2 separate regions of the Homo sapiens genome follow, and region 2 is linked to region 1. A link is a loop called in an ENCODE intact Hi-C map of the cell type or tissue named here. Cell type or tissue: MCF 10A. All regions are shown on one strand. Links, peaks and the distances in the headings refer to the core of each region. The heading gives the core; the rest is flanking DNA.

What was found. Peaks named below come from ENCODE experiments on the same cell type or tissue, not always from the same donor. Only the 100,000 strongest peaks of a DNase experiment are listed, where the experiment ranks them.
Region 2: a loop joins it to region 1, with 17 times the contacts of the local background. A loop is called at or near these places in 5 of 110 quality-filtered maps.

What each region holds. Positions count from the first base shown.
Region 1 is chr3:138,690,988-138,698,987 of GRCh38, forward strand. PIK3CB (phosphatidylinositol-4,5-bisphosphate 3-kinase catalytic subunit beta) reads right to left here. Exons shown (of 24, transcript NM_006219.3): 13 at 7,920-8,000; 14 at 3,799-3,920; 15 at 13-156. Among named protein-coding and RNA genes, the nearest start is that of FAIM, 86 kb to the left of the region's middle. In MCF 10A, for the core only: no CTCF peak of the experiment used is centred there; a DNase peak (open chromatin) is centred at 3,594.
Region 2 is chr3:138,410,233-138,427,464 of GRCh38, forward strand. No RefSeq gene overlaps it. Among named protein-coding and RNA genes, the nearest start is that of ESYT3, 16 kb to the right of the region's middle. RefSeq lists enhancers at 2,392-2,892, 2,893-3,393. In MCF 10A, for the core only: a CTCF peak has its summit at 7,473 (motif pointing right); a DNase peak (open chromatin) is centred at 7,489.

The sequences.
Region 1 (8,000 bases), core at 1-8,000:
TAAAAGACTTACCTAAGATGCCAAAATAGAAACTGCCCTATCCTCCGATTACCAAGTGCTCTTTCTAATAGGAATCTAGAGAGGGCACAATCAAGAAAAGGCTCATATTTTAACACTTGCACCAGTTGTAAAAGATATTGAGAAAGTTCTTCATCACTGAAAGAAACAAAAGACACAGTGAGTAACCAAACAACCTGTGCCAGAAAAAGATCCCTTGGTATCAAACTATCAAATGTGAACTTGTTGAAACACAATGGTTCTTTTGGGCCAGGCTTGTTACATGCTTTCCTTCACTGTACCACTGTTACAATATCACAAAAAAAGCTGAAGATTTCAGATGGGGAAAAGGGAGTCAAGAGGGTCAAAGAACAGATACTAGAGATATTTTAATCAAATGAATTAGATTGTGATATGGTCTGGCTTTTGTCCCTACTCAAATCTCACCTCAAATTATAATCCCTATAATTCCCACATGTCAAAGGAGCATCCTGGTGGGAGGTGACTGAATCAATGTGGCCCTCCATGCTAGTCTCATGACAGTGAGTGAGTTCTCATGAGATCTGATGGCTTCATAAGAGGTGGTTTCCCCTGCTCTTTCCCTTTTCCTGCCACCTTGTGAAGATGGTACTTGCTTCTCCTTCGCCTTCTACCATAATTTTAAGTTTTGTGAGGCCTCCCTAGCCATGTGGAACTGTGAGTCAATTAAACATCTTTCCTTTATAAATTACCCAGTCTCAGGTAATTCTTTATAATGGTGTGAAAATGGACTACTACAGATTGTTAAAATTCATGACTGTATTTTCAGTCAGCTAAGAGTTACCAAAAATATTAGGTACTTTAATACTGATTTCTGATCATGCTAAAAAATTTGTGCTTAGTAAAACAATCATTTTTAAAATAAAAATTCCATCAGTACTTTCACAATTTATTTTCCTTTGCTGTTATTAGGGTTAAGTTGTCCCAGATAACCAATGTACAATTAAAATCTTAACTTCAAATAGTTTGAAGGATGAGAAAGTGAATACATTTATAAGTGGGAATTGATCATTGAAATAATATAACAGATAACATTGTAATTAACTGAGCTCAATTAATTAAGGTTAGTGGTTCTCTATTTTGTGTCAATCTCCAAACCATTCTACCTGTAAACACACTCCTATCAGAGGCAACTCCAGCAGTATAAGGTATGAAGCCCAAGTGCCCCAAGTGCTCCACTTACTCTCCACAGTATTGGGTAATAAATGGTTAAGGAATTAGTAGTCTAAGGCAGATATCTGGGACTGAAACCCAGGGCACTATATACCAAAACCAAAAACTCATAACCAGAAATTTCACAATAGAAAAACCACCAGAATTAGCTACACGGAATACACGGATCACTGCCATCTCCTCAGAGGGATCAATGCGTTTAAGAAAAACACTTGGCTCAGCCCAAGGAGAACCAGGTGGCCCCTCCACAACAGGTCTCCAATGCAAACTTAAGCAGATGGTGAAGCAACTGGGAATTCATTTTTTAAAACTATCTATAACACAATTTTGATTAGGTTTATTGTAAAATTCATGCCCACTATATAACCTATAAATAGTGTAAAAAATAGAAAGTATAGGAATAGGAAGCTGTTTCCTCTTCTCTCACATTTCTAATTTCACTCCCCAGAAGTAAGCACTATTGGTGAGTCTGTGTAATTACTTTTGGCTATTACACAGCTTAAAACATACACGATTTTAAAAAGAAAAAAGGATCATAGTATCCACACTATTTTGTGGGCTTTTATGTTTCAAAAACCATAAAGTACATAAGCCTCACTTTTGAACCTAGAAAGAAAATGGATAAACTTCATTGTCTGAGACAGTCATTTCTTCAGTGAATCTCATAGATTCTCACAAATGCACCATCCAAGGGAGACTGTACAAACATGTTCACTGAAGCATTATTTATAATAGGGAAATGTGGAGAAACTTAAATATTCCTTAATAGGGAATGAATTAAATAAGATATATCCCTATGACAGAATATTACACAGTAGTGAAAGGAATAAATGACATTTAAACATAATGGGAGAGACTAACCTCAAAAACCTGATGTTGAATTTTTATTTATTTATGTATTTGTATTTTATTTTTTGAGACAGGGTCTCACTCTGTCACCCAGGCTGGAGTGTAGTGGCACCATCTCAGCTCCTGCAACCTCCGCCTCCAGGGCTCAAGTGATCCTCCTACCTCAGCCGCCCAAGTAGCTGGGACCACAGGTGCGCACCTCCACGCCCAGCTAATGTCTCTGTATTTTTGGTAGAGACGGGGCTTAACCATGTTGCCAAGGCTGGTCTCAAACTCCTGGGCTCATCGATCTGCCTGCGTTTGTCTCCCAAAGTGATGGGATTATAGGTGTGAGCCACCACAGCTGGCTGAATTATTATTATTTTTTTTTGGAGACGGAGTCTCGCTCTGTCAACCAGGCTGGAGTGCAGTGGTACGATCTCTGCCCACTGCAACCTCTGCCTCCTGGGTTCAAGTGATTCTTCTGCCTCAGCCTCCTGAGTAGCTGAGATTACAGGCACCGGCCACCACGCCTGGCTAATTTTTTGTATTTTTAGTAGAGATGGGGTTTCACCATGTTGGCCAGGCTGGTCTCAAACTCCTGACCTCAAGTGATCTGCCTGCCTCAGCCTCCCAAAGTGCAGGGATTACAGGCATAAGCCACCACACCCAGCCATCTGGCCAAATTTTTAAAAAGCATGATATAAACTAATGCATATGGCAAGACACATTTGTGTAATAATAATTCCATGTCTATATTTTCATAGATATATATGAAACAGAAAAATGTGATATAGAAGCATACACACCAAATTCATGATAATGTTTGCCTCTGAGAAGGAAGAGAAGTAATCAAGACTGGATAAGGAAACTATGAGGACTTCAACTTTAACTGTAATGTATTTGCTTAAAATATATATATATATATATATATATATATATTATATATATATATATATATATATATATTTTAAACCCATGACAAAAATTAACATTTCTTAATTCTGGAGGGTGGATAGACTGTGTGAAGAAAAGAGGTAACACAGCAGGCTTGGCTGCTATCCTCTAACAAGCCTGCTTATAGGATTGGCCCATGGCTAGCATCTGGGAATTAAGATTTCAGGATTCCCACCACCCTCCCTAATTGATAAGAGTGGCTCACTGCACCTAAACTATTTGTGCAAATAATGGTTTATGTTGTATATCCACTTTACTGCTGGGAGTATAGAAATCTGGTACATGCTAGGCAGAGGGTGCTTATGTGATAGCTGCCCGTAAAAACCGTGGCCACGAAGTCTCTAACAAGCTTCCCTTGCAGACTTGTATTATCACAACTCACTCCTGATAGAAATAAAAGTGTTTGGGGTGACTTCACTGGAAAAGAACTCTTACAAGCTTATGTATGCCTGTTTTCCTCATGACTTCACCCCATGAACCTTTTTCCCTCTTTAAATTTTGCTCTGTATCCTTTTGCTGCAATAAATTATATCTGTAAGTGACTATGTGCTGAGTTCTGAGTCCTCCCAGTGAGTCATCAAACCTGAGGGTGATCTTGAGGACCTTCTGACCTAGCATGCTTTTGGTTTTTTTTTTCTAGTATAAACATTGAGTTGGGGAGCTGGCAGGAGTACATGAGCAAATGCTTTGAACTGTGAATAATTCTGAGCCCTTTTCTTTCTTATGAGACATCAAGGAGACACCCTCATCCCAAACCCACCCAAGTTATTCCTTGCCCCAAAGAAAACCACCTGCAGAAGATACCTCATCTGTCGCAGGCAGCCTACAGCATATTCTCGAACGTACTGGTCTGGATAGTTGAAATCCAGAAGCTCTAGGGCCTCCCGGGGGGGCAGTTTAGGCCAAATCTGAAGCAGCGCCTGAAGCTGTTTAAAAAATGAAACTGGTTCAGAAATAATGGGGGACAAAAGTAATCTAATTTTCCTTGACACACAGGAGCACCAAGATAGGTCAAAAGAAGGCAAAGCTCACTTTTAATTATTGATGCCTCAAAAATCCATTCCTGTTAATAGAGACTAATAAAGATTGTCTTTGTTGTTGAAACATTCTATAGATTAAGTCTGAAAAGCTATGAAGTACTTACCCCCAAATAAATTTTATGGGTGAGAGAGAAAAAAATGTTGAATTTGTAGCCTTTCTAAAGCTCAATTCCATCTGATAAAATCTTATTCCTTAGTATTTAATTTCTCTCATTGGATTTTCCTGGGTATCACCTAAGTACCACTGACATCAACGTCATGGAAGGTATATGATATGTATGCAAGATCACTGCTGTAAAACTATGGCAAATAGATGGCAGTGGTTAGAGGATTTTCTTTCAATTGATTGCTCAAAGTCATACTGGGAGAGGTGGCCTGCAAGCTTGTTGGCTATCTTGTGGATGTTAAGTTTTATTCTCCGACCAATTAAGCTTTGAGAATTCAATAAAAACCGTTTATATTTTATTATTTAATTCTACAAGTTATTCAATCTATAATTATGGCAAGCCCTCCCCCAAAAGTCAACAATATCTAAATGAGTATCTACCAGCTAAGTTAAAAGGCATTTTCTCATATCAAGCAAAAGTAAATAAAAGTTAACTAATTTTTTAAAAATTAGCTTAATTTTTTCAGTTGTTTTACATTTGAAAAATATTTTTGCGAAAACAATACTTTTGAATGATTTTTTAAAATTTAATTACTCTATTATTAGCATATATTTATATAAATTGTTAACTTTTTTCTGAGACAGTTTCACTCTTGTTGCCCAGGATGGAGTACAATAGTGCAATCTTGGCTCACTACAACCTCTCCTTCCTGGATTCAAGCCTCCTCCCAGATTCTCCTGCCTCAGCCTCCCGAGTAGCTGGGATTACAGGTGCCTGCCACTATGCCCAGCTAATTTTTTGTATTTTTTTTTTTTTTTTTTTTTTTGAGATGGGGTTTCACCATGTTGGCCAGGCTGGTCTTGAACTCCTGACGTCAGGTGATCCACCCACCTTGGCCCCAAAGTTCTGGGATTACAGGCATGAGCCACTGCACTCAGCATAAATTGTTAACTTATATATGTAATTTGACACATTAGAATTCACCTACGTGAATAAATTACATAGTTACTTAGCAAATACAGTGGAATGCCTAGTAATTTTTAAATTTTAACCTTTTTTTTTTTTTTTGTAAGAGATAGGGTCTCATTCTGTTGTCCAGCCTGGAGTGCAGTGGCACTATCGTACCTCACTGCAGCCTTGAACTCCTGGGTACAAGCAATCCTCCCAACTCAGCCTCCTGAGTAGCTAGGACTACAGGAACACGCCACCATGCCCAGCTAATTTTATTTCATTTATTTATTCTTGTAGAGATAGGGTCTCGCTATGTTGCTGGTCTCAAATTCCTAGACTCAAGTGATCCTCCTGCCTCTGCTTCCCAAAGTGCTGGGATTACAGGCTTGAGCCACCATACCCAGCCTAAATTTTAACTTTAAACTTAAGTTTTACTTAGCTATTCTTAACCCTATATTGAATAAGGCTAGCTCTTTTTTTATGTATAAAGCACAGATACAAATACGTACATGAAAAGATGTACCATGTATCTACGGAATCAAAATCTCATGGGTTATTGGGGGGAAAAGGGTCTATAAAAGCTCCTAAAGGTATAGTGATGAAAACAGGTTGAGAAATACTGATATAAAGACATAAAGCACCAACCTCATCCCCAATTTTTCTCACTAATAGATCCCCCCTCCCTGCTTTGCCAAAGGCCCTAATGGACCAGCAGTCTTCTTTATGAGCAGAAGAGTTGGGAAGAGACCATTTCCTGGGTTTTGAAATAGCAGTAATAAAAAAAACTCCTCATATCTCCAGTTAATACTTGGAATACACTGCCCATAAATAACACTGAAAAGGAGAGATAAGATTATGTAATACTAGAGGTTCAACAATGTTGTGGTTAAAAACAACTCTACCATTGGAAAGTAATGACTTTGGTAAGATTATTTATAATTATTAAAAATTAAATCATGTAAGTGTAAAATTAAATAAATTGCCAAAACTCACCAAACCTCTCTATAAGACAGCTTTTAAGAGTACAGCAAGAAATTCTTTCCATTGTGATTCTAATGAAATAATATGATGCATTTCTTAGATATGTACTCAGCACTAGACACTATCCAAAAGAAACAGGCAAATGTGTCAACTAAAAAAATGCTTAGATCTTGTTTTCCATTACTGAAGGTTCATGGAAAACGAATCCTGAATTTAGATAATACATCAGTGGCTAGAAGACAATAACTATTCTACAGCAATTAAAATAAAATAGTTCCTTTTCAGTCTAATTTGGTCTAAGGTGGAAACAAGTTTAATCGAGGTACACACAATAATATAATTATATAACATGTCTCCAAAGATTTATTTATTTATTTATTTATTTATTTATTTGAGACAGGGTCTCCCTCTGTCACCCAGGCTAGAATACAATGGCACAATCTTGGCTCACTGCAACCTCAGCCTCCCGGGCTCGAATGATCCTCCTGTCCCAACCTCCCGAGTAGCTGGAACAGGCGTGCACCACCATGTCTGGTTAATTTTTGTATTTGTTGTAGAGACAAGGTTTTGCCATGTTGCCCAGGCTGGTCTTAAATTGCTGAGCTGGTCTCAACCTCCTGATCTGCCCACCTCAGCCTCCCAAAGTGCTGGGATTACAGACATGAGCCACAGACCCCAGCCATTTTATTTTTTTGAGACAAGGTCTCACTCTATTGCCCAGGGTAGAGTGCAATGGCATTTGGTTCACTGCAGCCTCAACCTCCCAGATTCCAACAATTCTCCCATTTCAGCCACTCAAGTAGCTAGGACTACAGGCACATGCCAGCATGTCCAGCTAATGTTTGTATTTTTTGTAGAGATGGGGTTTCACCATGTTGCCCAGGCTGGTCTGGAACTCCTGAGCTCAAGCGATCCACCTGCCTTGGCCTCCCAAAGTGCTGGGATTAGAGGTGTGTGCTACCATGCCTGGCTCCAAAGATCTTTAGACACTAAAAGTAAACACAAAAGAAATCCTTTCTACTCTTAAATTGAGAAGTGAAACAATAAATCCAAAGATTTTTAAAATGCATATAATTAAGATAAATCTGTATTTCTTCACTAAATTTTTAGTCACTATAGATTTACTAAGACTACATACTAGAGAGATTCATTGAACTGAAATAAGTAACATGAAAAAATTTGGTTATTTTAGTAGACCAAATTTATTTGTTCTGATTAAAAAACCCATTTCAAAGGTCTTTCTATTGAGCACTGGTGGGTTGTTTGAATTGAATAAATGCCAGTGCTTTTTGGCAGGGTCTTGAAAATTAAATCAGGGAACTAAAATTTGGTGGGTTTCTGAAGCAAAATGGTCTTTTTTCTATTCTGTCAAAACGCATACATTCAGCAATACTGGACAACTGAAATGAATGTTAAAATTGACCTGAATGATATATTATCTAAAATATTATTCTCTGTAATAGATGTAATTTTCAAACAATGGACATTCATTCTAGAACAGTCATTGCAAAGAGTCTAAAAGATTTAAAACTCTGGAGTTCACTGATGAAGCTGGTAGAAGGTACCCACGTCTTAGAAAGTGGTACTTTTGATAGATAATTGTCCCAAGATCAATGTTTCAATTGTATTTGGTGAAAGGTATGGCAATCCTACCCAAAATCTGAGATTTTTAAATTCTGGAAATGTTCTGGTCCATTACTTGGAGTATAAGAGTTTAAAACCTCAAAATTTCTCCTGCTTAAATTATCCTATCTATGAAAATATACCTATGAGAAAAGGATACTTTATGTGAATCCAACCAAGTACCATACACCCAAAAAAAGTTATAGAAACGATCTTTTGTTACCTGAGCAACATCCTCAAGTTTATTCCACTTGATTGACAGCAGTAATTTTGGCAGTGATTGTGGGAAAATCTCTCGGCAGTC
Region 2 (17,232 bases), core at 3,581-11,580, 280 kb before region 1:
GGTTTTAGCCATCTTCTTTACTGCAACCTGTTTTATCAGCAAAGTCTTTATGACCTGTGTCTTGTGCCCACCTCCTGTCTCATCCTGTGACTTAGAATGCCTTAACTGTCTGGGAAAGTAGGTCTTACCCTCACTTTACCCAGCCCCCTATTCAAGATGGAGTTGCTGTGGTTCACATGCCTCTTGACAGGACCCAGGTACCTCATACAGGGGTTGTTAACCTTGGCTCCATGGGGTTACAGGTGGGGTGGCTGACACCCCTCAAATCATATGCAAAATTCCGTGTATACATATATTCTTCTGGGGAGACAATCATGTTTTAGCAGATTCTCACTGTACCGCTGAGTGTCACCCAGCATGAAAATGAACCAGCCTCTTGAACCTTCTTTTTTGACTTCAGGCCCTTCTGGTAGTTTCACAGCCATAGAGAGTGGAAAGAGGAAATGAAAGGAGCGAAGATCCATCGACTCCACAACTTCTAAGAAGCTTTAAATTGTTCACTTGGTGGACACATCTCTGAGCTTGCTCCCACGACATCCTGAGGGAGGGGAGGCAGCCGGGCTGCCCTTCTCCTCCCAGTTCCCCAGCGTGACTAAGCGTGTAACGCACATGACTCCCTCATCTCCACCCCTGCTGTGGTTAACACCCCCTGCCTCTCGGGCCCTCAACACCCTGGTACAAAACTAGCAAAGAGCAAAGAAAATTCAGGGTGCTGTGGCAGCTCCAGGACTACTTGGCAACCCATCACCAGGATGGGAGCCCAGCTGGGCAACGGGAGCAGAGGAGAGATGGGAGGAATGTCAAAAAAGCACTTGAAGGCAAATGCCATCGACTCAAATTTGAATTTGTAACCACCTAGACCAGTGGTTCGCAACTCAGGCTGTACAATAGAATCACTCAGGGAGCCTGGAAAATAATTCTGCTGCCCAGACCACTCCTTCAAAGAGTCTGGTGCCATTGGTCTAGGTTAGGGCCCGGACATCAAGATGTTAAAGCTTCCCAGGTGATTCTACTGTGCCGCCAGAGCTGAGCCCACTAGCTGGGCTGCATTTTAATCTCATCTCCTGAATACCATGCCTTCCAGTGATCATGGGTTACTAAAAAAACAGCTGCCTGGAGTAGCCACTGTCTGTAAAGCCACTCCTATAAAGGATCAGTTTCCCAGCCCTTGATGTGTAAATGGACACTTGACCATAGGGGATTCTTATATTTTCATTAACGTGGGGGATTCTTATATTTTCATTAAAGTGGGTCCCCTCAGAGTCTAGCTTGATTTGTCGGTTTTCTGGTCACAGTCCACTGTAATATCTCATTTGTCCACATCTCTTCCATTTTTATATCCATAACCCAGGGAAGGGCCTGGTGATACAAAGTTAATACTGAATGTTTATCAAATGAATTAATAATTATTACAGATCTCAACAGGGGCCTCCAGGCCTTAAAATCTAAATCAGATTGGCTCAAACTATCCTTCTCCATTCCCAAGCCTATGGTTTGTGGCAGTCCCAAGGCCCACTGAAGACTTCACACAGTTCTCCCAAGTCAGGTTCTCACAGGGACCTCCACTTCTGTCCATTTCACTCTGACGTTCAGCCCCTGCCTCAGTTTCTACAAAGAAAACTCACTCTCAATAAACATTCCTAGCCAGGTGCAGTCGCTTGCACCTGTAATCCCAACTACTAGGGAGGTTGAGGCAGGAGGACTGCTTGAGCCCAGGAGTTTGAGACCAGCTTGGGCAACCTAGGGATACCGTGTCCCTTGAAAAAATAACCATTCCTGAGTTTTGCTGGGGACTTGGGGGTCACAGGGATGGTCCCTCTGCTGTCAGGGCCTCTCAGTTGGCCTTCACCCCATGCCAGACCCTCCACCAACCTGTCTTCTCCAGCACCAGCCACCCAGTAAGCTCAACACCCATCCCTTTAGATTCTCTAAACCTCATTTGCTTTCTTTAGCCATAATCCCATAATCTCTTCCTAGAATGAAATATGGTTTCAGCTCTTAATAGGATGGCCAAAACCAGTTTGCTGAGGACTGAGGAGTTTCCTGAAACACTGATCATTCATTGCTAAAACCAGGACAGTCCCGGGCAAACCAGGACCATTGGTCACCTTACTGGTAAGAATAAAATTCTCACCTTGTTCTATAATAATGGTACTAAGAACTATAAATTAGCTGGTGGTTCTCGACCTAGCAATCATCATCATCATAATTACCTGGGAGTTAAAACACAGGCTTTTATGATTTAGCAGGTCTGGGGCCTGAGAAATTGCATTTCTTACAAGTTTCCAGTTGATGGGATAGTGCTGGTCTGGGACCACACTTCAAGAACCCTGAATTAGGTAATCCACATTACACATTCAACAGAGGATTTGGCATACAGTAAATAAATGCACAACAATAACTAGTTATCAGCTAACGTTTTGTTGAGCACTTACTGTAAACCAGGCACCCTGCTATTTCTACATATTACCTTATTTAAACCTCATGGCTTCCCTGAGAGGTAGGTGATGTGATGCTTGTTTTACAGAAAGGGAAACTGAGGTCCAGGGACAACCAGAAGTGACTGAGCCTGCACGTGCACCCAGTTCTGACTTGGAAGCCCACGCTCCATTCACCAGCAGCCCCGCCACACTGAGGACTGAGCTAGTCCCAGCTAGCTGCCCCGCCCCTTTTTAATTTTAACTTTGTTTGAGGAAAATCTTTCAATGTGTCTCACACGTCCCTGCCTTCTTCCAAGTGAGCTGAATGCAGATCAACTTCCTCTGCATGACTCAACAGCAGCATTTTGAACATCAGTGACAGTCATTTTCCAGAGTGTCTGCACTGGGCCTCCTCCAGGGGCAGCCTGAGCTGTGGCCTTGGACACCACCTCCAGTTCTCTTCCTCCAGCTGCCTTTCCCAGCTCCATCTGAGAAGTCGAGGCCAGGACAACCCAGCAGTTAGCCCAGTGAGTAAGACCCAGGAGGCCTCATGTGTAGTCTGGGGGCTTCTGGACTGCAGCCCAGGGGAGCACCCACAGCTGGGAGGCCCCTCGGCCCTGACCTTGGCCCTGCTTCCTTAGAGTCAGCCTGGTGGCTGAGGCTGCTGGAAATGGACCCTGTGATGCAAGGCACTACAACTGACTTTCTTGTTAATATGATAGTTCTTCCCCACCACCCCTCCTCCTCCAAACCATCCAAACTTCTAGTTCCTTCTTTGTGGCTGGCATTACTGAGATTTCTGGTATTATTGGTGCACAGAGGATGTGTGGAGTGCGGTAAGAACATAGGCTGCCTAGGTCTGGCCCAGCAATGCTGCCAGCTGATGACCTTCGGTAACGTGTCCAAGCTCTCTATGCTTTGATTGCCTCATTTGTCAAACTGGATTGATGATAACATACTTATTTTAGGGATATTGAGCTATTGTTGAATTAGATACAGTCATGTGCCACATAAGGATGTTTTGGTCAAGGGCAGACCACATATACAAAGGTAGTTCCATAGATTAAAATACCCTATTTTTTCTGTCCTTTTTCTATGTTTAGATACACAAATACTTGCCATTGTCTTACAGTTGCCTACAGTATTCAGTCCAGTAACATACTGTCCAGGTTTGTAGCCTAGAAGGAGTAGGCTATCCCATAGAGCCGTGGTGTGTAGTAGGCTTTACTATCCAGGGTTGTGTAGGTGCACTCTATGATGTTCACACAATGATGAAATCACCTAAGGATGCATTTCTCAGAATGTATATCCATCATCAAACAACACATGACTGCATATACTTTCAAAATAGTGGCTGGCACACCGAAACTCTATTTAAATGTTAGCCAGGATTCCAAAATCGAATCCGTAAATGATTCTGGAGTGTCTACTAGTAACTCCAGCCACCATTTACTCAAACAGCATGTACCAGTCATTGTGCTTTGCACGGGTCACGTCATTTAAGGCTTGGAGGAGCTAGGCACACCCCCCTTAGTTAGTGGGGTGCTCGTCTCCCAGGCCAAGCTGGCCTGTCCAGCGGTACCCCCTCTGCCTCCCTTGTGGGGCAGGCTCTGAGCTGGACATTCAGCAAGGAGGCTTAGCCTCCCCCATCCTCTGACCATAGCCCCTGCCCTGCCACCTCTCCCCTGCCTGACTCATTTCTCCTTTCCTCAGATGCTTCTTACCGAAAAAACAGCCTCCTGTTGCCCTCCTCTCCTGGGTCCCCGGGCTACTCCAAGCTCTGCTCTTGCCCAGCTCCCCTTGTCAATCAAAACAGATTCAGCCTTCACAGGAAGCAATTTGGCATCTGGTATCAAGAGGTTTAAAATCCTCTTTCCTAAAAATGCCACTCCTAGGACCCTCTCCTAAAGAAGTAATAAAAGATGCAAAGAATGATGAACAAAGGTGATCTTCACATTCATAAGATACAAAACGTTAAAGGATCTAAGTGAGCAATAATTGGAGAATGATTAGATAAATGATGCTGTACCCACGTACTGAAGGATTATACCACAAACGTGAACAGCAGAAGAAATGTTTGTTTCATGCATTTTCATCATCCTTGGATGGTAGCGTCTTTTTAAAAATCTTTGCTTAATGGAAACACAAAAGAAGGGCATCTAGTTTCTACTTTATTTTTATTTCTTTGACCCCAGTAAAGATGGACTTTTGAAGACTTGTCCATTTTTATTCCTTATAAACTGCCTATTTATGCCCTCTTCAATTTTCTGTTAATTTCATTTTTCTTATTTATTGGTTTTATGTATTCAGTTTATTGACCACTTATATGTCATATTTATTGCAAAAATTTCCCTTAGAATGTAGTTTCCTTTTTTATTGTATTACTGATTTATTTTTATACTATAGATGTTTAAAATTTTAAATGTCCAAAGCTATTATTTACTCCTTTATCGTTTTTGTCTTTGGTACAATGCTAATATGATCCTTTCTCATCCAAGTATTATTATTATTTCCTTTGAATACCTTTAGGGTTACACCTTAAATTTTTTTTTTAATGTTTCTTTTAGAGACAAGGTCTCGCTCTGTTACTCAGGCTAGAGTGTAGTGGTGATCATAGCTCACTGCGGCCTTGAACCCCTGGGCTCAAGCAATCCTCCTGCCTCAGCCTCCCTAGTAGCTGGTGCTATAGACATGTGCCACCACACACAGCTATTTTTTTTTTCTTAGAGATGGGTCTCACTATGTTGCCCAGGGTGGTCTCCAACTCCTGGCCTCAAGGGATCCTCCCACCTCAGCTATTCACAGTGCTGGGATTACAGGCATGAGCCACCATGTCTGACCCAGATGACTTTCTATTCATAAAATAAGGGAATGGAATTGTCTATACCTCATGCCATTATATTGAAGATTAAGTAAACTAATGTATGGAAAGCTTTAGAAACAATAACTGGCACATAGTCGTTTCTCTGTCATGGTTAGCCTATTGTTAATTTAACTTTAATTCATTGGAAATTTATTCTGGAGTGAGGTGTGAAGGGTGTTTTAGCTTTGTGTTAAGCCAGTTGTCCCAACACCACTTTTTCAATAACATACCCTGACCTCATCAAAAAGCCTGTGGCTGGAATGCAATCTTTTTGCTGATTCTGAGCCACATGGGGAATTCCCTTTACAGAGCTATGAGCTGGGGAGGAGGCTATTCCCAAATTCCCTGCTCATCCTCTCACTAATACTCTTCCCTATGCTAAGTTCACCATGGATTTCCTAAGGATAGGGTGTGGAGCCAAACACCCTCAGCCTGACTATTCTCTCCTTTCCCAGCCCAAGTTCAGGCTGTCAAAGTCAAAATAAAAATATAGAGATAAATCTCTAAATTTAACATTTTATTTGGGAAGCAAGAATTGCAATTCAGGGCCAGTGATCTTCAGAACTTCCGAAGAACAAAGAGAAGGTTAGAGGTTTTATAAAAAGGAGAAATGGCTGGATGTGTTGGCTCACACTTGTAATCCCAGCACTTTGGGAGGCCAAGGCCGGCAGATTGCTTGAGCCCAGGAGTTCCAGACCAGCCTGGGCAACATGGTGAAACTCCATCTCTACAAAAAATTTAAAAATTAGCTGGATGTGGTGGTGCACACCTATAGTCCCAGCTACTTGAGAGGCTGAGGTAGGAGGATCACCTGAGCCCCAGGAGGTTGAGGCTACAGTGAGCCATGATCATGCCACTACACTCCAGCCTGGGAGACAGAGTGAGACCCTGTCTCGGGGAAGTTCTGATTGGTGAGTGATGGCAGTGGTTAAAACTAGTCTTAGAATAACAGCAGGCTGTTTCAGTAGCCATTAGACAAAACTGGTTTCAGTTTATGAGAACAGGCAGTTTCGGCAGCCAGGCTTGCAGAGAATTACATTTTTGGAGCAACGTTATATTCCCTGGGTGTGTTTTCCCCCAGACTCTCTACTCTGATTTAATTGGGTATGATAAGAACGATACAATTTGTACGACCAATTTTCACAAGAGTTTTGTATCCTCAGTCCTTCTACAAACCCTCCTCCTTTTTCTTTCACTTTCTCCCCTTGGGCTACTGAGATCCCATTTTCTCTAACCACCCTGGTGCCACAGCCCACGGAATCTGCTGGGTCAAGGTCAACAACGAACCCCCCTGCCACCCCCAGCCCAGGCCAGCATGCCCAGGTAGAAGCCAAGAGGAAAACAGTGCCTCCATCCTGCACTGGGTGGTGGTGACGGGGGTAGGGTGCTCCCCTCCCTTTGGGAAATATCCAGCCAGGCTTTCTCGCCATTGTCTACCAAACTTACTTGTCTTCCCAAGTAAAGGCCAAACCTCCATCTGAAGCTCAAGCAGTGTTAATGCCTCTCCCTTCGTAACACCCACCTCTGCAAGGAAGTTCTTCAGACGTAACACACATTTTTGCGAGGGGCATAGTATCAAAGATTAGGAAAGGAGATAGGTGATGCCTCTTTTTCTTAGGCAAAGAGCTGAAATGCTACTTTCTGAGTGAGGGCTCACTATGTGCTGGGCAGGGCCAGATGGCTGCACAGCCCGGGGGGGTACCTGTTGACATGACATTTGTGTGAGGGGCACCTGCTGGTCCTCACAGCAGCCAAGGTACATGCTGAGAATCCTCACTACATCCTGCTGGGGACAGTAAAATTCTCTCAGAGAAAGAAACCGAGCTTCAAGGCGAGGACTCAGACCCAAATGTGTCTGATCCATTCCATGCCAACCCTAGACAAGGATCAGAGGACATTTCCTCACCATGTGGCCTTGGGCAAGTTATTCCAATTCTATTGGCCTGGGTTCCCTCTTCTGAAAAATGGACATCCTACTTACTTTTGAGATGTTGTGAAGATTAAATGAGTTAACACATTCAAAGAGCTTAGAATAGTAGGTGGGCTCGCTCCTTCACAGTTGCTTTAAAAAAATGTTTAAGCATTATCAGCATTATTACTCTAGTAGCAGCAGCAGTAGATACTATCCCGGTTGAGGTTTCCTTGCCAACCCAACACCTGGGAAGCAGGACCAGTGCCCTTCTCGTCCACCAGATGGCAGCATCACAGAACGGACAGGCCCTTTCTAGCTGCCTCTGTGCGCACGATTTGTAGGGAAGCCCTCCAGCTTCCCCAGAGGCCTGGGAGAGAACCAGCAGCTCCTCCAAAGCAGGATATCAGAAGTCAGGCTCCTTCACCCACTGGCCCCTGTTCTCAGCCCAGCTCTCTAGGATTTCCTGCCCTAGGACTGCCCATATGCAGATAATGTGCACCCTGGGGGCCCAGGGTCTGGATCTCCGCAAGTTCACCATTTGTATTTGCCAAATGCTTCGCACAGCACCAGGCCGAGGAACCTTCTCAGGAACTGTCTGATGAACCCGCTGGGTCTAAACTACCCCAACGAAGGTCCAGCTCTTTCTGGGTGCTTCCTGCTGAAAGCCACCCCAAACCCCTCCCGGCTGACCTCCAGTGCCTTCTAGGGGTTGGCTGCTCCATCTGCTTCCGGCCTTCCACGTAGACACAAGGACTGTGGGGTTCCCAGGAAGGGCTTTCAGAAAGACTCTCTTGGCTCCATTTTCACAGGCTTCATACACACACACACAGTCCTACCATGGCCTCTACCTTGGGAGACCCCAAACCCTGACCTCTGGGCTCTGGCCTGCTCACTTGCAACCAGCATTGGCCATGTCGTGTGAGGGCATGCTGCCTTAGATCACAGATGGAGCTTATTAAAAGGGCGGTTTCCAAAGCCTCACCTAGGGCCAGTGGTCCTCAAAGTGCTGTTCCAGGACAAGGGCAACACATCTCATGGGAACTTAACAGGAAATGCAAATTCTCCCCACACTCCCACTGAATCCAAAACCCTGGGTTGGGGTCGAGCAAGCTGTGCATTAATACACCCTCTAGGTGAAGCTGCTGTGCGGGGAAGTATGAGACCCACTGGCCTGCCCTCTTCCCTTCTTCTGTGGCTGCAGGATTCGTCTCTGCAGATGGTGCCAAATCTCTCCCTCCAGCACTCCGGTGGGTCTAACTCATCATCTCCAAGAGTGGTGTGGTTGGTGGGTGATGTAGTGCACCACCTGACACAGTTGTGGTCCACATTTTTCCAATATGATGGTGCTCAAAGCTATTGTGTCTTAGTTTTTAATCTCGATGAAAATATGTAATGTTTTCATTACAGTTGCTTAGCAAATAGAACCCTGACTTGTGACAGCTGTCTCCACAAAATATCAAGTTACATGAGCTATCTTGTTTCCAACAGCTGTAATATTTTTCTCCTCCAAGGAAGGAGGAGACATTGAGGTGATCCTGTTATAGAGAGGAGAGGAAGAGATGCAGATGTACACACACACACACACACACACACACACACGCATGCATGCACACACATGCAATGTCACTGAGAGCCCTTGCTCTGAGGAAGGACCAGGCCTGGGATGGGAGCAGGTGTGGTACCTGGAGGATTGAGAGGTACAGCCCCATACTTAAGGAAGCTCACAATCTCGAATGGACAGATATGCTTTTGGCAGAAAGTGTGAAGAGTTAATTTCCTTCCCTGCCACTCCCCTCCAAGAAAAGAGCTTCATGGAACTCAGAATTGCTATCCAGATCCTCCATACACAGAGTAAGGGAGAAAAGACAGACTTATTTCCTGTGAAAATGGATCTGGTGCATTATGTAAACAAGTCTCTCTTGATGCTGGAAGCTGCTGGAAAATTAATTTTTTGTAATTACAAGTAAACTTGTATGTTTCTCAGAAACTGTCAACCAAATTGTCATGATTCTATAAATAGAAGTGTAGTGGATTGAACAGTGGCCCCAAGAAGATGTTGACCTAAAAGGAAGAAGATGAGGCAAAATTAATATAAGTAGAGAGTGTATTTGGGCCAAGCTTGAGGATTGCAACATGGAAGCATAGATACAAGTTGCCCTGAATACACACTCCAATTAGCAGCAATTGCAAGTGGAGTTTTAAAGGCAAAGTAGGGGACAGGGAGTGGACTGTACAAAGTTGTTTGTCAGGAATGAAACCACCTTTGCAAAAATTATAACAGTAAGAAAATTATGACAGTGAAAGAGATCTGACCTAACCAACCTCCATTTTTCCCTTTTACCTCCAAACTGCCCTTAATCATTCCTGGACTTGGACTAAACTAACTGTGGAAGGCATTTAGTTTATAGTTTAAATTATAACAGCCTTTGCCCAAAACTAAACCACCTTGGTAAAACTAATGAAAGACCACCAGGTTAGAAGGATGAGGGGAACCTGACTTCTGGTAGGGTGTAGACGTAAACAATTACAAGCCATTATTCTAGAGGTGACGAGATTTGCAACTTCCCCAGTTACTCCTGCAGATAACATCACTCTTGTAGAACCCAAGATTGGCCTTTTGAGATGTCTTTTCAGGTTTTTGCATTTCTGACAAATGATAGCTCCACCTAGACCCTCCAACTGGTCCTGTGCCCCCACCCAGAAGTTGACTGAGCATGCACGAAGACCATTTTCCACACCCTGATGATTGCGTCCCCAACCAATCAGCAGCACCCATTCCCTGGCCTGCCAAACTATCTTTGAAAAATCCTAGCCTCCAAATGTTCAGAGAATTGATTTGAGTAATAACTCCATCTCCCATATTGTGTGGCTGGACTCATGTCAATTAAATTCTTTCTGTATTGCAATTCCATAGTCTCAGTGAATTGGTTTTGTCTGTATAATGGGCAGAAAGAACCCATTAGGTGATGACAGGAATTCTCACGGGCTTACAGAAATAACATTGATTAATGATTGGCTACACATTGTTAAGCTATGGAGTGTGGGTTATAGGTTAATTTATAGCTACTTGTGGCCCTAGCAAGTAGTTTCAAGAGATGCATGTCAATGAAAAGAGCCAAACTCTGTAAAATATTTGAAGAGATTTATTCTGAACCAGATGTCAGTGACCAAGGCCCATGATACAGCCCCAGGAGGTCCTGAGAACATGTGCCCAATGTGGTCAGGCTGCAGCCTGGCTTTATATGTTTTAGGGAGACATAAGACATCAATCAATACATGTAAGGTATGCATTGGTTTGGTCTGGAAAGGTGGGACAACTTGAAGGGAGAAGGCTTATGGGTCACAAGTGGATTCAAAGATTTTCTGATTGGCAATTGGTTGAAAGAGTTATTATCTAAAAACCTGCAATTAATAGAAGGGAGTAACTGGGTTAAGAGAAGGGATTGTGGAGACCAACGTTCTTACTATGCAGACAAAGCCTCCAAGTAGCAGGTTTCAGAGAGAATAGCTGGTAAATGTCTCTAATCAGAACTAAAAAGGTGCCAGAATCTTAGTTAAACTCTCCTGGATCAGGAAAAGACCTGGAAAGGAAAGAGGGTTCTATAGATTTTCCCCACAAGAGACAGCTTTGCAGGGTTATTTCAAAATATGTGAAAGAATCCGGGCGCAGTGGCTTGCGCTTGTAATCCCAGCACTTTGGGAGGCCGAGACAGGTGGATTACCTGAGGTCAGGTGTTCGAGACCAGCCTGACCAACGTTGCAAAACCCCGTCTCTACCAAAAATACAAAAATTAGCCGGGTGTGGTGGCGGGCACCTGTAATCCCAGTTAACTGGGAGGCTGAGGCAGGAGAATCACTTGATTCAGGAGGTGGTGGTTGCAGTGAGCAGAGATCACGCTGTTGCACTCCAGCCTGGGCAACGAGAGTGAAACCATCTCAAAAAAAATATATGTAAAAGAAATATATTTTTGGGGTAAAATACTTTGATTTCTTTCAGGGCCTTTATCTGTCATGTGATGCTATACTAGAGTCAGTCTGGAATTTGGTATCTTATTGCTACAAAGAGTCTGTTTTGTCACTCTTAATATCTCTGTTTTAAGGTTAATGCTGATTGGCTGTGCCTGAATTCCAAAGAGGGGAGGGTATAGTGAGGCATGTCCAACCCATCCTTACCATCATGGCCTGAACTACTTTTTCATACTGACTTTGGAATGCCTTTGGCTGAGAGGAGGGATCCAGTCAGTCAGTTTGGGAGCTTAGAATTTTATTTTTGGTTTACACTTACACAGCTCAAAGTGGGGAGTAGGGCGTGATTGCTGTCTTATTTTAATGCTTCTCTGGGCCTAATAATTTCAAAGAGCTCACATTCCTCCACTGAGAGTCCTTTTCTTTCCTCAAAAATATGCCCAGGTCCTAACCTCCAGTACCTAGGAATGTGACCTTATGTGGAAATAGAGTCTTTGCAGATAGAACTAAGGATCTCAAGATGAGATCATCCTGGATTTATGGTGGGCCCCAAATCCAATGACTGGTGTTCTTACAAGAGAAAGAAGAGAGAAATTGGAAACACATAGAGCAGAATACCTTGTGAAGACAAAGGCAGGTGTGGCAGTGATGCATCTACAAGCCAAGAAATGCCAAGGATTGCCAAGCCACAGAAGCCAGGAAAGAGGCATGGAGTGGGTTCTCCCTCAGAGCCTCCAGAAGGATCCATGCTGCCAACACCCTGATTTTGGACATCTGGCCTCCAAAACAGAATAAATTTCTGTGGTTTTAAACCACCCAGTTTGCAGTAATTTGTTACAACAATCCCAGGAAACTAATTCAAGAATATGATGTGGTATTTTGTGGCAACAAATTGTAACCTGAGGGGTTCTTCCAGCCTGCTGCACAAAGAAAGACCACAGCATTGCAGCAAAGAAAACAGTTTAGTAGACATGAAGCTGGCCATACCACATGGGAGATGGAGTTAGTACTCAAATCAATCTCATCCAAAGCTCCTTTCTCAAGGGCGGTCTGGGGGAAGGGGTGGGAGTGGCTAGGCTTGCTGCTGTTTGGTTGGAATAGAGATGAAATTATAGGGGTCAAAGCTGTCCTCCTAGGCACTGAATCACTTCTGGGTGGGGCCACAGGAGCAGAATTGGTGGTTCCAGGTGGAGCCATGGGTGTCAGACATGCAAAAAACCTGAAAAGGTATCGCAAAAGGCAAATCTACAATAGTGGTGTGATCTGCAGGAATGGCTGACGATCTATGTCTACACCTTAGCAGAATCAGCCTCCTCTCTGCCCCCTAGGCTGATGGTCTTTCATTAGCTTTACAAAGGTGGTTGAGTTTTGGGGAAAGGCTATCATCATTTAAACTATAACCTAAACATCTCTCAAAGTTAGCTGGGCCCAAAAGCCCAGGAACAATTAGGGAAAGGCAAGATGGGTGCCAGGGGGCAGGGGAGGGGTTAAATCAGCTCACTGTTATAATTTTTCTCGCTCTTATAATTTTTGCAAAGGTGGTTTCAAAATTTGAAAGTCTAGAAAGAAGACATGATTCTCTGATAACATTTTATATTGCCAAACATGACTCAGAAAGAAGTAGAAAACTTGAACAGTTCAGCAATAATAGAAAAATGTGGAAAATGTGTTAAAGATTTATCACTTCACAAAGCACCAACCTGAGATTATTTTACTGCTAAATTTTACTTAACTCCCCCAAAGAAACAATTCTCTTACTATTCAAACTATAAAAGACTAGCAAGAAAAGTCCCAAAGTCATTTAGTAAGACTAGAAATACCTTAGCATCAAAGTCTGGTAAAGCAAGCAGAGAAAATAAATGAGAAATTTCACTTATAAAAATAGATGTAAACATTATAATACTAATAAATCTGACAGCATATAAAAGGAATAATCTGCCATATTGAAAGCAGTTCTTCCTCATATCTGAGTTTTGGCATAAGCCCCTGAGGAAAGAAAAATAACTCTGAGCAGTGTGAGTTATGTGAGGTTTGCAAAATTCACCAGCCCCAGAGAGACATGAGTATGGGACTTCAGTGACACAGAGGGGATGGGTGCATGCCTCCATGCCCACCTGGAGTGATTGTTTAAAGGCATTTTGTTCCTAACTAGCTGCCTCATCCATTAATCTTCATGTTCTTGGAATTTGTGATAACAAAGAACAGTGTATAGCAGCCAATCAGTAGCTTATGTTATTTTAATGTAAATTCTTGGTAAACAACTTAGGAACTGCCTCTTCTTTTCCTTTAAAAACCTACTAATTGGCTGGGCGAGGTGGCTCATGCCTGTAATCCCATCACTTTGGGAGGCCAAGGAGGGCAGATCACGAGGTCGGGAGATGGAGACCATCCTGGCTAGCACAGTGAAACCCCGTCTCTACTAAAAATACAAAAAATTAGCCCGGCATGGTGGTGGGCGCCTGTAGTCCCAGCTACTCGGGAGGCTGAGGCAGGAGGATGGTGTGAACCCGGGAGGCGGAGCTTGCAGTGAGCCGAGATAGCACCACTGCAGTCCAGCCTGGGTGACAGAGCGAGACTCCGTCTCAAAATAAATAAATAAAATAAAATAAAATAAAATAAAATAAAATAAAAAACCCACTAGTCACTGCTGCTAATCAGAGCGTATATTTAGGGCAACTTGAATCTATGTTCCCCGGTTGCAGTCCCCAAACTTGGCCCAAATAACTCTCTACTTATATAAAGTTTGTCTCAGTTTGTTTTTTTTTTTAGGTCAACACCCCAAAGGCCAAGAACAAGAGCCAGCTTGTCAAGTCCTCCCATTCTTGAGGGAGACAGCTGGCCTCTGTGCCAGCCTAAGAGGGCCCTTCAGACCCTGAGGTTTCCTTCAGAGGCTGAAGAGTGAGAGTGAGGACATCTTTGGATAGCGCTGTCAGTGAGCATACTCCATCTGGCCTTCTGCCTCCCCTCCCTCCTCAAGTCAAAAGAGGGTCTCCTGAGACCTGAGGGACAGAAGAACTAATACAAACTCAGGGTAAGAGGCTGTGGCTGGAGCTGCCCTTCTGTGGTGGCAGATCATGGGTGAGGACTGTCTGAAGGAAGGCCTGCATTTCCAGCCTTCACTGGGTAACAGCATGTGCATATTTCCTGTGGGCGCTGTGGAAGGGAGTGGTATTTAGTAGGGATCCCCACACTTGGCAAAAGAACAGCCAGGAGGCTGAGGGAGAAGTCTACATTGCCAACTTGAGGAGGTGTTGCCTGGATCAAAGGTTCTGTAAGAGAGGGAGCCTCAGTGCTGGGGAGTGGGTCCCCCTCCGTAACTATAAGTGCAACACCCACTGAGGGTGCCAGCACCAACTAACAGTGGCACCAAACTAGTAGGGACTTCCTGCTCCTCATCTCTCCTCTCTCCCAGAGGGCCCCTGTGATGGTTAATTCCATGCATCAACTTGGCTAGGTCACAGGGTGCCCAGATAGTTTGTTGCACTTTTTTTTTAGTGTATCTATGAGGGGGTTTCAGGAAGAGATTAGCATTTGCATTGGTAGACTGAGTAAAGCAAATGACCCTCCCCACTGTAGTGGTGCATCATCCAATCTATTCAGGTCTGAATAGGACAAAGACCAGAGGAAGGGAGAATTCACTCTCTCTGCCTGACTGCTGAGCTGGGACATCAGTTTCCTGACTTGGGCCTGGGATTTACACCATTGGCTCCCCTGGTTCTTGGGCTTTCAAACTCAGACTGAACTACACCACCAGCTCTCTCGGGTCTCTAGATTGCAGATGGCACACCGTGGGACTTCTCAGCCTCCATAATTGTTACAGGAAAGAAGTCCTGATCCAGACCCCAAGAGAGGGTTCTTGGATCTTGCGTAAGAGAGAATTCAGGGTGAGTCCATAGGGTAAAGTGAAAGTAAGTTTATTTAAAAAGTAGAGGTATAAAAGAATGGCTACTCCATAGAGCAGCCTGATGGCTGCTAGATGCCCATTTTTGTGGTTATTTATTTATTATCTGCTAAACAAGGGGTGAATTATTCATGCCTCCCCTTTTAGACCATATAGGGTAACCTCCTGATGTTGCCATGGCATTTGTAAACTGTCATGGCACTGGTGGGAGTGTGGCAGTGACGACAACCAAAGGTCACTCTCATGGCCATCTTGGTTTGGGTAGGATTTGGCTGGCTTCTTTACTGCAAGCTGTTTTCTCAGCAAGGTCTTTATGACCTGTATCTTGTGCTGACCTCCTGTCTCATCCTGTGACTTAGAATGCCTTAACCATCTGGGAATGCAGCCCAGTAGGTCTCAGCCTCACTTTACCCAACCCCTATTCAAGATGGAGTTGCGGTGGTTCAAACACCTCTGATATAATCACATGAGCCAATTCCTTATTAAAATTTCTGTCTCTGTCTCTCTGTGCATTCAATGATTCTGTTTTTCTGGAGAGCCCTGACTAATCCAGCCCCCAAAATAGCACTTAGGAAAGAGGTGTGGCCAGGCGTGGTGGATTGTACCTGTAATCCCAGCACTTTGGGAGGCTGAGGTAGGCGGATGACTTGAGGTCAGGAGTTCGAGACCAGCCTGGTCAACATGGTGAAACCCTGTTTCTGCTAAAAATACACACACAAAAAAAATTAGACGGGCATGGTGGCCGTGCACCTGTAATCCCAGCTACTTGGGAGGCTGAGGTGGGAGAATCCCTTGAACCCGGGAGGCGGAGGTTGCAGTGAGCTGAGATTGTGCCACTGCACTACTGCACCCCAGGCTGGGTGACAGAGTGAGACTCCATCTCAAAAAAAGAAAGAGGTGAAGCTGCTGTCCCCATCACAGATTTCCCAGCTGAAGGCAGCACGAAGGGAGAGGAGAAATTTAAGTTAGCTAAAAGACTGGAGTTTTAATATTGTTTAATATTGTATTGAACAGGGCTTTTTATTACTAAAATGAAACTGTTCTTAGACAACAAATGATTGGAAAAACTCTGAAAGTGGCCCATGTTTTCATCCCGTGGAGGAAGAGCACACCCCGGTGGGCTTGGAAAGCAATGGGAAAAGTTCACTTTCTCCTTGCACCTTACTGAGTAGACATTTGTGCAACAAACTGGTTCCACCAGGAATGCAAGTGTGGTTCAGTATTAGGATAATTTTTAAACCATGTGATCATACCTGTAGATGTTGGGAAGACATTTGATAAAATTCAGTATACATTCCTAATAGAAAACACTGTATAAAATAGGAATCAGGCCGGGCAGAATGGCTCATGCCTGTAATCCTAGCACTTTGGCAGGCCAAGGCAGGTGGATTGCTGGAGCTCAGGAGTTCGAGACCAGCCTGGGCAATGTGGCAAAACCCTGTCTCTGCAAAAAAATACAAAAATTAGCCAGGGTGGTGGGGCACACCTGTAGTCCCAGCTACTCAGGAGGCTGAGGTGCAAGGATCGCTTGAACCTGGGAGGTTGAGGCTGTGGTGAGAGATCGCGCCACTGCACTCAAGCCTGGGGTCAGAGTGAGACCCTATCTCAAAAATAAATATAAAATAAAATAAATAAAATAAAATAAAATAAAATAAAATAAAATAAAATAAAATAAAATAAAATAAAAATCAAAAGAAACAACCTAACATTTTAAAGACTGTGTACCTGAAACCAGTAACTCATGTCTTTTTTTAAAATTTTTAATTCTTATTTATTTTTATTTTATTTATTTATTTATTTTTGAGACAGAGTTTTGCTCTTGTTGCCCAGGCTGGAGTGCAGTGGCACGATCTAGGCTCACTGCAACCTCCGCCTTCCGGTTTCAAGCGATTCTCCTGCCTCAGCCTCCCGAGTAGCTGGGACCACAGGCATGCACCACCACGCCCAGCTAATTTTTTGTCTTTTTAGTAGAGACGAGGTTTCACCATGTTGGCCAGGATGGTCTTGATCTCTTGACCTCGTGATCCGCCCACCTTGGCCTCCCAAAGTGCTGGGATTATAGGCATGAGCTACGGCGTCTGGCCATGCCTATTTTTTTTAATGCAGAAAAGTACAAAGAAAAACAAAAATCACTCATATTTTCATCACCTAGAACTAATAATTTGGCTAT